2 separate regions of the Mus musculus genome follow, and region 2 is linked to region 1. The links are chromatin loops, found by intact Hi-C in ENCODE. Cell type or tissue: left cerebral cortex. All regions are shown on one strand.

Evidence for each region. Peaks named below come from ENCODE experiments on the same cell type or tissue, not always from the same donor. Only the 100,000 strongest peaks of a DNase experiment are listed, where the experiment ranks them.
Region 2: a loop joins it to region 1, with 2.5 times the contacts of the local background. A loop is called at or near these places in 6 of 42 quality-filtered maps.

Annotation. Positions count from the first base shown.
Region 1 is chr11:109,887,684-109,895,683 of GRCm38, reverse strand. No RefSeq gene overlaps it. Among named protein-coding and RNA genes, the nearest start is that of Gm39444, 39 kb to the left of the region's middle. In left cerebral cortex, a CTCF peak has its summit at 3,572 (motif pointing left); a DNase peak (open chromatin) is centred at 3,486; H3K27ac peaks cover 341 bases.
Region 2 is chr11:110,101,941-110,109,940 of GRCm38, reverse strand. It overlaps Abca9 (ATP-binding cassette, sub-family A (ABC1), member 9), which reads left to right. Exons shown (of 39, transcript NM_147220.2): 33 at 1,045-1,120; 34 at 1,195-1,289; 35 at 2,357-2,476; 36 at 2,671-2,811; 37 at 3,338-3,417; 38 at 7,375-7,430; 39 at 7,878-8,000. The coding sequence ends at 7,976. Among named protein-coding and RNA genes, the nearest start is that of Abca8a, 10 kb to the right of the region's middle. In left cerebral cortex, no CTCF peak of the experiment used is centred here; no DNase peak of the experiment used is centred here.

The sequences.
Region 1 (8,000 bases):
GTCTCTACAACAGGGACAGGTTGCTGCTCCCAAGTGCACTCTGCTGCCAAAAGACTTGGAAAGCCACAAGCTGTATGATTTCCAGATTTCTGCATGGACTCGGGCAATAGTAATCCTATATTCTGAACCTTATCCAAACACAAAATACTTCAATATCCCTTATTTCAAGCAGTCACTAAGCGTTTTGTCATAGTGAATGCTAAAGTCCCACCTTCCTTCCCCACACTATCTAACACACTATCTAATACTAAGTGGTTGGAAACCCAAACCTACATTCCTCCAACTACTTTGTAAAAGAGCCTCTGTGAATCTCTCAGGCCAAGATTTTATATACTAAACTGCATTTCCAGAGTAGTTTTGCTTTCTCTGCACAGATATTATTCATGTTTTAGCATTTATCAGTACCAAGCCCAAGTGCTCTGGCCTATAACACTGGGGTCCTGCTGGAAAACTGACAAGTTTGGATCCAAACCCCACTGCAGATGTCCAGATCTTCAATAGAGGATTTTATTTTCTCATAAATAAGTAACAAGCAAGTTAGTATGATTAGTATCCAGCCTGATCCACCAGAAGCATCTCTTGTGTATTAGCTGTGACCATTCCATGTGTATATGTGTGCACATGTATGTTCCCCTTTCCCCAGTCATTTATCAAAATCAATTTTGCTTTCAACTCAAGGAGGAAAACTGTGTTTAGTAATGAGAAGAACATGACATGTGTCCTGTGTTTAAAGGGCCATGTGCTTTCTCTGTTCTATGGGTCACAGCAGCCTTTCAGCAGAATTTCATACCATTCCTCTTTTCAAAGGGGTCAAGAAATCTGTATAACATTATGCTTCATTTCCCAAGTTGACTAAAACAAAATTCTTCCAACCAAGAAGCTCAGGGCAACACAGATCCATCCATTCACAGTTATGAGGCAGGGTGCCCAAAATGAAGGCAATAGTAGAGTTGTGTTTCCCAGAAGGCCCAAGGAAAGAATTCTCTCTGGATCCCCCTGGCTTGTAGCAGCTCTAACAATGCTTGGTGTTCCAAGCATTAGCTATTCCTAATTTTCTGGTACTGAGAAGGCTAGAATGACTCCATGACAGGCTTCAATTTGGCAGTTCAGGAGACTAGGCCTAAAAACTGGGCAAGTCCAGGCAAGCCCAGGCAAGTCATTTACTACAACAAAACACAGGCTTCACTCAGGCAAGCTAGTCAGAAACTACCCTGCCATCAGAAGCTGCTCTGCCACCGGCCTGAAGCAACAGCAATGAATCAGCAACAGTTTCCAGACCTTCCAGCAACAGTTTCCATCCCCCCACACCCCTGTAAAGGTTCTGGAATGTCCCTAGAGATGGAGCAAGATAAAGATCACGTACCCTGGAATACCTCTAATGTGTCTTAAATCAGGCTTTCAAGCTCACTTGGTTGTCTCCATCTTGGAGTGGAAGACCCCAGCATGCTGGACTTCTGCAGGATAAAACATGCTTTGCTTTTACATACCACTTGAGTCTGAGGAGTCATTCTTCAGTGAATCATGGATCCTTTCAGTAGTGGGTGATTGCCCCTAATTGTGTGATACTTAAACTGAGGCTGATTAGAAGAGTCCATAAAGATTGAAATAAACTAAGTGGGTGAGGCTCTGGACTCTGAACTCGCAAGTGTCTGTATGAAAGACATATTGATAGACAGGTTTTTCCTTATCTCTAGGAATTATAGAGTTACTAAAAGCAATAGCAGCAACACTGGTGTTAATAATAACAAAATCAGAATATCTGTGTTCTATGGCTTTTTCTATTGGTCACAGATATTTTTCTATAAAGGTCATAGCCGGGGCCATATGTGGGTTTGGCTGTACCTTTCTTCTCTGTTTTTATAGTCTTTAGAATATGAAAACTACTTTTTGGAACAACATTATGAACTAACCAGTACCCCAGAGCTCTGGACTCTAGCTGCATATGTATCAAAAGATGGCCTAGTCGGCCATCACTGGAAAGAGAGGCCCATTGGACACACAAACTTTATATGCCCCAGTACAGGGGAATGCCAGGGCAAAAAAAAAATGGGAATGGGTGGGTAGGGAAGTGGGGGGGGGTATGGGGGACTTTTGGGATAGCATTGGAAATGTAATTGAGAAAAATACGTAATAAAAAATATTAAAAAAAAAAAAGAAAACTACTTTTAACTCATGGCCCATACAAAGATGGATCCGATTTGGCCCACAGACCAAGACATCCTCTCAAGTTTATTTAGGAGAAAGAAATGAATCGCTAAAGCCACCAAAATGACTCCAAGCAGCTTGTGACACATTCAGTCACTCTATAAGCTTCACTCAGCCTTTTAGTCTCTTTCACAACCATGTGGGCTTGGACAGTAAAGAACCTTCATTTCTTTGGTTAAAAGTAGAAAAATGTTAGAGAAAATTTGTGGCATTCAATGTACAAGTAAGGACAGTTACAGATGAGCCCAGCCTTGTGTAGTGCAACCACTTTAAGCTTAGCCCCAACTAGTTCACAAATGATACTCAGACTGAGGTTATTTTGTTTGGCTTTGACAATTACCGGGGTGTCACACCTAATCTACTCTTCTAGCTGCTGGCCTGGCTACCTCCCCAGTGGTGTACCCCAGATACTTGCTCTTTCTCCTGGCCAAGTTCCTGGTTCCTGGTTCCTCTCCCCTCATGACAGCTGCCTCCTCTTTCCTGTTCTTCCTCTCCTTCTTGCCCTGTCTCTTCTTCTCTTCTTCTAACTAGGTCACTCCAAACTCACCTACCTCTAATCCCTCCAGTAACCAGCAGTCGACAATTTTACTTGACAAAAAGTTTTAAATCAAGGAATAAGGTGTGCATAACAAAAAGCTTGCAAACCTGAGAAGGCAATGGTAGGTCTAGACCTTTGGGTAGAGAATTTAGCAATTACAATACATGGCAGCAGACCAAACCTCCACAGGTTAGGGTCCTCCTCATCTTTTTTCTCCCTTCTGTTTGCACCTGTAAAGAAGAAAGCAGCTGGTGGTGGAAAGATAAAATCCATCAAACCTATTTCACATACTGGAAAACAAAGCATGAACGACTAAAGACTTGGGAAGGAGTCAAGTTGTGTTTGTTTTTGTGTTTTGCTATTTCACAACCAATTTTCCTTGAAAAAATGAGAATGCTTCCTGTTTTCCAGTGTCTTCCTCTATTAATTTTTTTCTTACTTTTGCATCTGCTAGGGATTTATTTCCCCCTAATTTCTATCATCTTTATAGCTTGCTTTGGGGGTTTTGATTTGTTTTGTTTTGCCCCTATATGCTTAGAGGATTATACATATTTCCAAGTTGCATGGTGTTAAGAATAATGGATGATTCTGTGTAAATAATTGGAAACTAGGGAGGGAGGGGGGCAGGGTGTGCTGGAAACATCTTGAGCTTAGAGCCATGAAGAGCTTTCTATGCTCAGGACTCTCAGCAAAAAAACATCCGGTGCTCTGTGCAGCTGCGTGAAGATGGGTGGTTTTTAAAAAACAGATGAAGCCAAGTTATGTAAGGGGACACTATGACTTTGTGTGTGTGTGGTTTATAAGTTACAAGTGCTCCCTCTTCTGCCAATATTGGGAATATGTGCTCTTTGGTCGCATTGCATATCCCAGAAGGAAAAAAAAAGATGAAAAATTGAAATTATAATGCAAAATCAACTTCTTCACCTGTGAGATCTTACCGTAAGGAAGCCCTGATGAGAACATTAGCGTGTTTGACTGTGGTGGAGCTTCGTGTTGGTTGGAACATCCAGTGGTGGTGGGATGGAAGCCATGTTTGTCTCATTTTTGGGTGGTCAGCCATTTCACCACCACAAGCCCATTTCCTGGTGGTCAGTTTTTAGTTCTGAGGACTTCAGATGATGAACTATGTTTTCCATCATGGCTTGATGACAGCCTGGCTTGCAAAGCTCTCTGAAGCTTCTCGTTCCAGCAACCCTGTGCCAGCACCCTGGGTTCTTGACCCCCGAGTGCATTCCACCCCAAAGCAAGCGGTTTTAAAAGGGGAATGTTCAAATTCTTGGGTGCTTTGTTTTGTTTTGCTACAAATACTAGAAAGGCTTTTTCTTCCATGGCTTTTACAGGCACAACATTGCGGCCTTCAGTCTTGAGTAAAATAGTTTCTGACATTCAGCATTCAGCCCTATTTGTGAATCAGAAAACAGTCAGGTTGTATACGCCTTGGCTCCAGTCTTCTGGTGACAATGAATGATGGAAACTAAGAATGGGGCTGTTGTCTTAGTTGGTGCCCCCCCCCCTTTTTTACAAAAGGGATCTGTGTCCTCTTTACAACCAAAGTCTTTAAGGAACCGTACTGCACTCAGGAAATTCTCTAGAAAAAGAGGGTTTTACACAAGGGAAAAACAAAAACAAAAACAAAAACACTTTTGGATCATGGATACATGGTGCCTTTTAAAGAGGGAGCCAGTAAGACTTAAAGTGGGACTGGCAAGATGGCTCAGCAGATAAAATGCTTGCCATATAAGCCTGAAGACTGGAGTTCAAATCCCAGAGACCATGTGAATGCCAGGCAGGGTGGCAACCTGCCCATAATTCCAGCCTCACAATGTGGAGGCAGGAGATCACCTCAGACTAGCCATCATGGTGGCTTCGAGCTTTGACTGAGACACCAAGACTCAAAGAACTAGGTAGAAGGATGGATCCAAGAAGATGGCATCACACACATGCATATGCACATGTACTTTAGCACACACACATACACACACACACACACACACACACACACACACACACACCAGAAATATAGCTACAGCAAAGAAAAATGAACATGTAGAACTATTCATTTGCTGTCTGCAGTTTGAAAATTCCATAAAAATAAATGTTTTATATAATTATGTATATTTTGGGCGATGGATGGTGAGACAGGGTTTCTTCGTGGAGCCTGGGCTGTCTTGAATCTCACTCTGTGGACCAGTCTAGCCTAGAACTCAGAGATTCTTCTGCCTCTGTCTCCCAAGTGGTAGAATTAAAGACATGTGCCACCACCACCCAGTAGATTATGTATTCTTAAATTTGATTCTTATATGTCCTTTTTACTCCAGTTTTCTGACTAAGAGAAGTCAAGACTTCCAAAGATGAAGTTTTCGTTGCAGAACCAACCATAGAAGCAGATGTTTCTCCATTTTGCATAGAATTTCACGGCAGACTTTGAGTTCATTCTGGAAGCTAATATTAATTATCAGTGAAACAAAGAGCAACAGACATGGAAAAGCTGTACAAAAGCAAAATTTTTTTTAAAAAGGCCAAACGTCACAACAGTGAGGACCTACGAATATGTCCATTGATGTCATGATTTGAGTGACTAATAGTATAAATCCCAAAGCAAGCTTTTCCCAGCCAGCATGCTCTAACTACCAATGGGGTTATATCCTTAGCACAGCAACTCTTCGTAAAGTTAGCTTATTGTGGTGTAGGGATGTTTGACTGAGTCTAGGAAAATATGGAGGAAGAAGAGAAATGAAACAGGGCAAATTTTCTAAGAACAAGCCATGAAAGTACTCCAGGCCTGAGAATTAATACACAGAGAAAATAACAACACACATATTGTCATTCCCTTCTGCCAATCTTGATCTATAAAAGAAAGAAACACAAACATCAAAGAATATAGCTGAAATATGGCCTTCCTTCAAGATTTATCATGAATGCATCTCTCTACTATAGCAGACCTTTCTCAGACTTACCGGTGCTTTAGAGACACAAAGACTCACATATTTTAAAACTTAGGCCTTTAGCTGGGTAAGCTCTCAACTAGCTCATCTAGTTTAATCTTATTGTTCCTAGCCCATAACCACACCATATCTAGTTCTTCACCTCTCTCTCTCTCTCACCCCCAGCATGTCTTCACATTTCCCTGGCGAATCTCTTGCGCCCACCTTCTCCTTTATCTGCCCAGAAGCTCTGCCCCCACCTACTTCCTTCTCAGCTCTTGGCTGTCAGATCTTTATTTTAAGCCTATCAGCAAGTAAGAAAAGATGAATGTTTACAAAATGGTCATAGGAACAACAATATCAAGATGCGGCTAGTATCCAGATCTCTGACAGACTGGCAATCAACAATTGTCTACACAGAGACAACTTTTATACACTATACAGTTACCCCAACACTCTACCAGGAAATGAACCACAAAACAAAAGGAAATAGCCGGCCTCAGAAACCTTCTACTCATAAAGTTCTTCTGATTATAGTGTATGTGGAAATAGGAATCAAAATTAGCCACTCACATATTTTCCTTACAGTATTGAATATGAGACAAGAACTCTTGCCTGTCTTTTCTATCTGTTTGAGTTTCTGGTTGTTCTAGGTAAGTCAGCACCCAGATGCTTTGCTTAGTCTCTTTCTATTTCTCCTAACTCACATTTTCAGCCTTCATCCTTCTCATTCTGGGTAGTAAGAAATATTAAAAATCCCAGCGTGGAGCTTCTTCTCTGCCTTAGATTATTTATATTCCTGGATAAAAGACATACGTAGCCTTTACATTTTTAAATATGCCTTAGGCAGCACAATACCTAGGCAGCTGCCTGCCCTCTATGCTGTTAGAATAACCCCATGCTTTCAATAACTCCAAGTTATCACTTACTATTTACTATATCCCAGCTGGGCTCTTCTTAACCCAATTGGGCAGTTCCCTGGGCCACGTTCTCTTGGCCATTAGCCAATAGCGGCTCTCCTTCTCCCTCCTGCACATTCTCCTTCTTCCATGGTGATTTCCAACTTCTCCTTCCTCCTCATGGTAGTCCCTCTCCCCAAGCCCACAAAACTTCAACCCACCTATGTTTCTTCTACCCAATCAGAATTAAGTTGGGGGAAGGGTCTTGGAGGCCTGCACTTAACATTGCAACAAACAATAAAAGACAAACCTCAACAATTCTCTGACCAGACAGAGGAAGACCACCTGAAGATCTTGGCTTCAAGAATGAAAGAAAAAAATTTAAGACCAAACACTGACAGGTAACATGATTTGCTGATCCCCCTACATGGGAACGAACAGCTCTCAAACTGGCTAAGACATAAAAATGTTTCTAGCCAAAACTTCAGCTATGCATAGCCAATAAATCTTACTGATTACAGAACCCTCAACATTCATCATGTCATCAAGAAATTCAAATAATGACTTTCATTTATAAGATACTCTGAATGATAAGTCTTTATTCTAGTTTCTCCCCGTTGCTATGGCAAATATTATGACCAAAAGCAACTAATGTGAGGAAAGGGATTCTTTGGCTTATACTTACAGGTCAGTTCACCACTGAGGAAAGTCGGGGCAGGAATTCAAAGCTGAAACAATAAAGGAACACTGCTTGCTAACTCATGCACAGAATCATGTTTATCTAGATTCTTGAACAACTTAGGCTACCTGCCTAAGGATGGTACCGCCCACAGTGGACAGTGCCTTCCTATATCTGTTAACAATCAAAACAATCTCCTATAGACATACATCAGGACAGACTGTGTGATCTGAGCAATTCCTCATTTGAGATTCAGTTGTCCAATGATCCTAGGCTGTAATCAAATTAACAGTCAAAGCTGACTGGGAGAGGGCTTATTGTTTGTCCATTCACTTCTTTTGCTTCTCAACACATGGAAAACATCAATTCCTTTCTCCCAGTTCATTACATTTCTCTTCAAACCTTCACATTACTCAACAAGTTTGGAGTGATATTAAAGTATTTGTTTTGGAATGATAGTAATATATTCTTTATTAAATGAGTCAGAAAAGACAGAGAAAGTATCAGAAGTTTGGCTTCCATATTGTCTTGTAGAACACTTAGTACTGTTCAGTGTCTCGTTAGATTCCCAGAAATATTCATCAGTTTCATCAACACTAAATTAAGTGCCTTCCTTGAGCTATGAGAATTAACTCCAAAAATTATCTGGCAAATGAGTCTAGTCGTTTTATCTGGCCTCCAACCTCTCTCTCTCTCTCTCTCTCTCTCTCTCTCTCTCTCTCTCTCTCTCTCTCTCCTAAATGGGATTCAGTTTT
Region 2 (8,000 bases), 210 kb before region 1:
CTTCCTTCCTTCCTTCCTTCCTTCCTTCCTTCTTTCTTTCTTTCTTTCTTTCTCTCTCTCTCTCTGTCCCTCTCTCTCTCTCTCCCTCCCTCCCTCCCTCCCTCCCTTCTTTCTCTCTCTCTCTCTCCCTCCCTCCCTCCCTCTTTCCCTTCCTTCCTTCCTTCCTTTTATTCTTTTTTAGAAGAAAATATCTATTGGGCTTATTACCAGAAAGACCAGTCCATTGTGGTGGGGAAACATGGAAAATAATAGTGGAAATAAGAGTGTGTTGACCAAAGAGAGCTATAAAATATCAGTATTAGCCAGTTTTGTGTTATTGTAATGAAACTCAGTAGTCTGAATACATTTGAAGAAAAGAGATTTATTTATTGAACCCACTTTATATTTGTTTTGTTTTTGTTGTTGTTGTTGTTATTGTTACTGTTTTTGAGACAGGATTTCTCTGTGAATCCTTGGCTGTCCTGGAATTCACACTGTAGAACAAGCTGGCCTTTGACTCACAAAGATCTGCCTGACTCTGTTTACCAGTGCTTGTATTAAAAGCTTGTGCCACAACCACTGTCCTGCTATTTAATTCAGTTTTGAAGACGAAAGTTCAAGATGTCAGCTTTTGCTTTAGCCTCTAATGAAGGCCAAAGAACAACGGTATCAGTGCAGGGTTGTGTGTGAGTGAGAGAGATGATATGACCAGACAAAAAGCCAGAGAAATGAGGACTGTATAATCCAAGCCATAGCCTTGTGGATCTAGAGTGGTGGTTCTCATCCTTCCTAATACAAGTTCATCATGTCGTGGGGACCTCCCAACCATAAAATTATTTTGTTGCTACTTCATAACTGTAATTTTGCTGCTGTTATGAATAGCAATGTAAATATATGGTATGCAGAATATCTACTGTCTAAACAGTAGCAGGAACCTAAGGACTGTCAAAAGTGTGACCTCTCTGATGACTTTAAAAGCTCTCACAACCATAATATTGTGCAGATATGTTTGCTACACTCCCTCGTGTTCCTGCATAATGAAGATCCACTCATTGTGTTTCTCAGGTTGGTGAATGCCCTTAAACTGCAGGACCACTTGAAGGCTCTTGTCAGGACCTTGTCAGAGGGAGTGAAGAGAAAGGTATGTACAGGACTCTGTATCCCGTTCAGCATCCTTCAGGCCGATGACGGACAGGTTGCCCTGTCTTCTTGCAGCTGTGTTTCGTGCTGAGCATCCTGGGGAACCCTCCTGTGGTACTTCTGGATGAGCCATCGACTGGGATGGACCCCGAAGGGCAGCAGCAAATGTGGTGAGATCTCAGGGGCAATGCTTGTGCGGATTTATGGCTCTTGTAAAAACTGGCTTTCAGCATAGTTTACTTCAAACCATAAAAACAGTCACCCATTACTAGGAGAAGCAACGACAGCAGAGGAAGCACGCAATTTTGTATTCTGATCAACACTTGGAATACAAAAACAAAAGGCATATTCCTTCCATCTATCACCCATTGTGTGAATTTTGTTCTCATAGATAGGATGTGCCCATGTCTCTTTGCACATACGTAATAATAGATCTGCAGCTTAGTCTTCATGTGAATCCCAAACCACTGGAGCAGGGGCTATCCCAAAAGCTGCATATGGGCTATGCTCTTCTAGCTGGGCAGCCTTGTCTGGCCTTAGTGGGAGGGGAAGCACCTAACCTCACCGTCTTGAAGTGCTAAGATCGGGGAATAGCCAGGAGCCTCCCACCCACTCAGAGGAGAATGGGAGGGGGGAGAGGGAAGGATTGTGGGAGTAGGTGACTGGAAAGGGGCCAGTGAGTGGGATGTAAAGGGAATAGTTATAAATAAAAATCAAAAACTAAGTAAAATTGATTAAAAAAGAATTTTGTTCTCTTAGATTTTCTGAGTATGTAATAGGGCACAGTTAGTCCACTCAATTGTTAAATTTCAAATCTTTCTGCAATAACAATGTCATGGTGACAGAGACTGAAATTAAAATTCCCCAGTCCTCAGCATTTTAATTACTTTGTGAAATTTCTAAAATCAATCTTGTTGTGCCTTTGGTGTATGGGTTATCAGACATTCTACTAAGTCCTCACTCTCTCCCTTCTGCCTGCTCATTCATTCTCGGATGCTCAGCACTTTCTCCTCAACATCAACTTCCATGTTCAGTCCTAAACCATTTCTAAATTATATGCTTTAACCAGGAGTTTGGTTGTTTATTTGTCCGTCAGTCCTACACAAATATCTTGGTTTTGGTTTCTCCTGAATCAATTTCTTGTTTCATAAGTGTGCTAACGGAAACATCTTTAAAAGGTTTCCATGATACCTTGAGGATTCTCTTTAGTTAGCTGTTTTCTTGGATCTAACTGTAGGCAGGCGATCCGAGCCACTTTCACAAACACAGAGCGGGGCGCCCTCCTGACCACCCATTACATGGCAGAAGCAGAGGCTGTGTGTGACCGTGTGGCCATCATGGTGTCTGGGAGGCTGAGGTGAGTACCTTTCTGGCCTGCTCTTGACCCCAGGTTACTTTGTATAATAGAAGTACATTGCCCACTGTGAGAAGCTGGGGAATCTGTGCCACTCTCTGCCTGGCTCTGCCCGTAGTACCCACGTGCTGATTTGCACTGGTCATAGAAATCTGTCTTGCCTTGCTTGACTTCAACCTCCTCATGTCTATCATCAGGTGCATTGGTTCTATCCAACATCTGAAGAGCAAATTCGGCAAAGATTACCTGCTGGAGATGAAGGTGAAGACCCCCTCACAGGTGGAACCCCTGAACACGGAGATCATGAGACTGTTCCCCCAGGCTGCTCGGCAGGAAAGGTAATGTGTATGTTATACTTTTAATCTTTATTTTGGTGGGTTTTGTTTGGTTGGTTTTAGAATAATGAGAAATGAAAGTTCTATCCTCTCATTGTTTTTAACTTTAGTAGATGTGAGTATCTTCATTACTAAGAGAGAGCCTCTGTTCCAAGGGCTGCCACAGGGAATACAAAAGAACAATAAATTCCTCCCTGGAGACTGGCTCTTGTGAGGGAATTATCATTTGTGGGGCTCTGAAGTGCATTTGTGGGGTTCTGCTTAGACATTCTCATCTTCCTAAGATGGAAGAATAGTCTTGTTCCTTCCCTTTTTAAGGCACCTTGCTACTGGGTTCCTTCCTTGTGTCCCCTCTTCCTCCTCGTAGACTGACATTGTTGATCAACGAGCACTTGGACTACAGTCATCTCCAAGTTGTACGAAGTACATCCATGCAAATAGTCAATGGGATTGTTGTTTGTTTCCAGGAATGCACTCACCGAGGTTGCCACCTGAAAGCCCAGTGTTCATCCTTCTCTTCCCTTCGCAGGTACTCCTCTCTGATGGTCTATAAGTTGCCTGTTGAGGACGTACGACCTTTATCCGAGGCTTTCTTCAAATTGGAGAGATGTGAGTGCATGTATACTCCCCAAACCATAAAAATCTAAACCGGTTTAAAAAAAAAACATAGAATGTTCATGATACATAATTAATAGATTGTTAAGACGTCTAATCCAGTGGTTCTCAACAAGCTGATTTGGCATGTCTACCTCATAGTGCAGAATACATTCAGTCTAACTTCAAAAATTTCCATAATCCTTAAAAGTCCCAGGACTGGTGTAAATGTCTTTCACATGACTCTAGGCAAACTCTGAATTGTGAGTCCTAGCAAAATAAAAAAGAAATCTACATATTCCAATATGTAGATTCCATCAATAATGGCTCAGAGAAAACACTCCTACTTGAAGGGGAGCAACAAAAAGATAGCAAGCAGAGATTGCACAAAAGCAAGGCCAAGACACAGAGTTAATTGGTTCTTGTAGCTCCATGTCCGACATCTAGAACATATTTGGCATAAGGTGACTGCCTACAAACCTTTGTATCGTCCTTCCCCCCTATGAGTCTACCATCTGAGGCACATTTGCCTTCCTTCTTGGGCCTGTTCTACTCAACATCTGCCAGCATTCCTTAGTTGATATTTTTCATTTCTGGCATCTCCAATATCCTGAAGTCACCACAACATAGGCTTCACACTTCAAAGCTTCATGTGTGGTCTTCCCCGGAATCTGACTCTACTACACAATGCCTGACCCCCACCTCCACCCCCAAGCTTTTTCAGGAACCTTGGCACAAGTCCTGATCACTCTGCCACTTTTGCATTATGAATGCACACAAAACTTGCACCAAGTGAAATTGTTCTGCTGGCAGCTTGAGGAAAAATCAGATGCCCTTTAATCAAAGCTATAGCAGCACCTGACTGCCTGGGCAGCTGAAACCAGAAAGTTCTATCCATGGTCCTTCACCAGCAGGGTGTTCTTACTGCTCATTCACTTGCTTTTAAAGTGAGCTTGCACTTTTATACCTTGGGGTATTTTATGGAAGTAGTCTGACCCTCAAGGCAACTTTCGTATTTTCCCATCACTTTTCTTTTTTTCCATTTTCTTAGATTTATTTATTACTATATGTAAGTATACTGTAACTATCTTTAGACACACCAGAAGAGGGTGTCAGATCTCATTATGGATGGTTGTGAACCACCATGTAGTTGCTGGGATTTGAACTCGGGACCTTCAGACAAGCAGCCAGTGCTTTTAAACACTTGTGGGGCAATGGGCTACCGGGTCCCGGGGTTCAAGATCTAGCCTCGACTGGAAACCAGGCTGTCTGCACGTAGCCCATTGCCCCACAACCACTGAGTCATCTCTCCAGCCCATGATTTTTCTTTAATGGCACGAATGACTCTCACATTTGTAGTCACTCTTACTGCACCTACTTTGTCTACAATAACTTTAAATGTATCCACAATGCACATTTTTTCAAAGATGTTTATTCTGCTTGTCCCTGTCTCTCAATGTAAAATTGGTTAAAAGAAGCAAACATGGATTATGCTGTGTTCTGAATACCGCTTTGTTTCAAAAATTTCTCCACCCATGGATTTAGCCTCACACAAATGCTCAGGACACAATCTGTGCCAGACATATTTTCCAGAAGTCACACAAGTAACTTCCAGGCTAACTGCTTACTCCATCTTGTACCAGCAGACTGCTAGTACTCGTCTGAGACCTCCGAGTACAGTGTTTACCAGCTGCATGTCTACTATCATCCCGATCTTCCACCAGAAGGTCACATGAGCTCTGCTTCTAGCAGTCTAGGGTTTTTCTAGCTCTCTTCCCAAACTTTTCCACATTACCCTCATAAACCACTTTCAAGGGTTGGAGGACCTGAGGTCATGTTTAAATCACAGAAACAACCCCACTTCTGGCACCTGTTTCTGTGTTGCCTCTGTGTTGTGAACAAATAGATTCTATGTAAGTTTCACCTATTGCATGTTTTCAGACTATTGCAGTCCATCACAGCAGGATAAGCATGAAGGGACAACTCTGTCTGTGGCAGTTGGGAGCATGCAACTGGGGCTCCTTACATCATTGTGTCAGGTAGAAGCAAAGGAAACAGACCAGAGCTAAGAGAAAGTACTATCTCCAAAGATTCACCTATAGTGACTTACTTCCACCAGTACTCAGGTCTCTCTCTCTCTCTCTCTCTCTCTCTCTCTCTCTCTCCCTCTCTCTCTCTCTCTCTCAATTTATGTATTCACATCTCAAATCCCCCCCCCAATCTCTTAAAGGCTCCATAGCTTTCAAGTTAGTATCACAAACTGAGCACTATTTGGATAGCTCATGAAGGACCTTTCCAGATCCACACTGCAGTACTCTTCCTGCCTCTTCTGGTGCTGCGCTTTCAACCTGGCCAACTCACTCCTTTCTGCTGAGAACTCATACTTCCCCACTTGTGTCTTCTTGATACATGGTTAGGGTCACTTATGTAAGTTTTCCTTTTGTTAATCTTACTGTACACTCTCACCCTCTGGTCCGTCATCTTCCTGGATGACTTGTTTTGGCCTGGTTGCTAGGTTGGCATCCTTCTGATGAGAAGTGGTCCACGGAGCTCTCATAAACAGGATGCATTTGTAATAGATAAGCATCAGCGAGATTGATGCCCCAGGAAGGATGCTTCCCTGGAATAATGTAGCCTTCCTTTATAAGTTTTTGATGTTTACACTTTCATCAATATCCTTTTCTAACACATATTCCTTCTTGTGTACTTAATTTGCTAACACTGAGGTTTTCATTTGGGTATTTTTAAACATTTGCTACATAGCATTTTTCTACCTCGTGATGGGAAGATTATACAAAGCAACAAATACAGACATGCCATTTCCTCAAGGGTCATTAAGACACCATTAATGATCTCAGTTGCAATACACTTATTGAAGGAACTTTGAGAACAATGCATGCTCCATGAACATCCACATAGATTCATTTTTCTGTATCAGAAGATCAAAGATGGGTAATACAAGCTCCAGCACAACCTTAGGGGCTTTCCTCTCTCAGGTGACATTTGCCTATAGCCAGGAAGGTCACAAGATTTTACTTAATCAGACTTCTTACTATGTTCCCTCCTTGTCTTGTAAGCTGAGAGTAGGAGTTCCTTTAAGGTAGAGTGGAAGGGGAAGAGAGAAGCAGTAAGATGGCAGCAAGATTGGTTGATCATGGCACTGTAGTTATCACATCTGTAGTTACTGCATAAGAGCATAGTGTATTATCTTGAGACTATAAATAAGCACAATGGTTACCATTGTCACTAGATCCAAAGAGACAGAAAGGCAGTCTGGAGAATGGTGTTGAATTTGTCACCTTTGAGAAATACTAGCCACCGGTCAAGAGATTCAGTGTCAGGGAAGGAATGGAAGGATAAAGGCCATCTTAACAAGGCAGCCCAGCAAGAAGAACGTATCCCACATACAGGCAACAGCTTTTGGAGTACAGAGAGTTGAACTGCCAGGGTGGGGGGGATACCCAGGAGGAGAAGGGGAGATGGGGGAACGATTGTGGGAGGGGGTGACCAGGAGAGGGACAGTGAGCATGATGTAAAGTGAATAAGTAAAAAAAAATTAAATTAAAAAAGAATAAAAACCATGACCCCCTTTTCTTTTTTTCCCTCCTGCTGAAGACCCACTGGGGCACATTACTCAGCACTAGCCTCTGAGGCAGAAAGAAGAAAGGCAGATGTAAGAGACACATAGGAGTTTTCCAGAATAAGGAGAATCATGTTTAGCTTTATCTCACATTGGTGCTCTGGAATATTTTATTCTTCATTTGCATCTTCTAATGCCTTTGCCAAATCTCCATGGAAACCTGTCTATCTATCTTTCGGTGTGATTAAATGGTGTATTTACTTCCTAGCAGTGAACTCAAAAATAGTTATTATCTTATATTTTTATGATTTGTGTGTCCTTTTGTTCAAAAATTGGTGAAATTCCCTTAATAAAAATATACGAGCTCCTAACAGGAATTCATCCTTACACAGTGAAAGAGAATTTTGACCTGGAAGAATACAGCCTCTCACAGTCTACTCTGGAGCAGGTGGGTAACTTTTAGTGATTATATATAATCCTAAAAAGTTTAGAGCTGGAAAGATGGATCAGCAGATAAAGCTCTTTCTGAACAAGTGTCAGGACTATAGTTTGAACCTCTAGAATCCGTATAAAGCCAACTCAACATAGCTGACTCCTGTAGCCCTACCATCACAGAAGCATCTGGCTAGCAGGATTAGCTAAGTGGAGAGCTCTAACTTCACATAGAGAAATCGAAAAGGCTACCTGAGATCAACTCCAGGCATTCACGGATACCAGCATGTAATGGACCAATGCACATGTGGCCATAAATTACACACATGCATATACATGCAAAAGAGAAGATCAAGTAAGCCTAGGAAGTATATAACCTTTGCATCGTTTGCAGCTACAGGAGGTAGCGTGGCATGCCTCTCGTTCTTTTTTTTCGTTTTTCTTTATGCGTTCTCTTTTCCAGGTCTTCCTGGAGCTCTCCAAGGAGCAGGAGCTGGACGACTTTGGCGAAGAAGCCAATTCCTCAGTGAAATGGAAGCTCCTCCCACAGGAAGAGCTGTAAAGTTCAAAGTCCTCTCTGTATCCT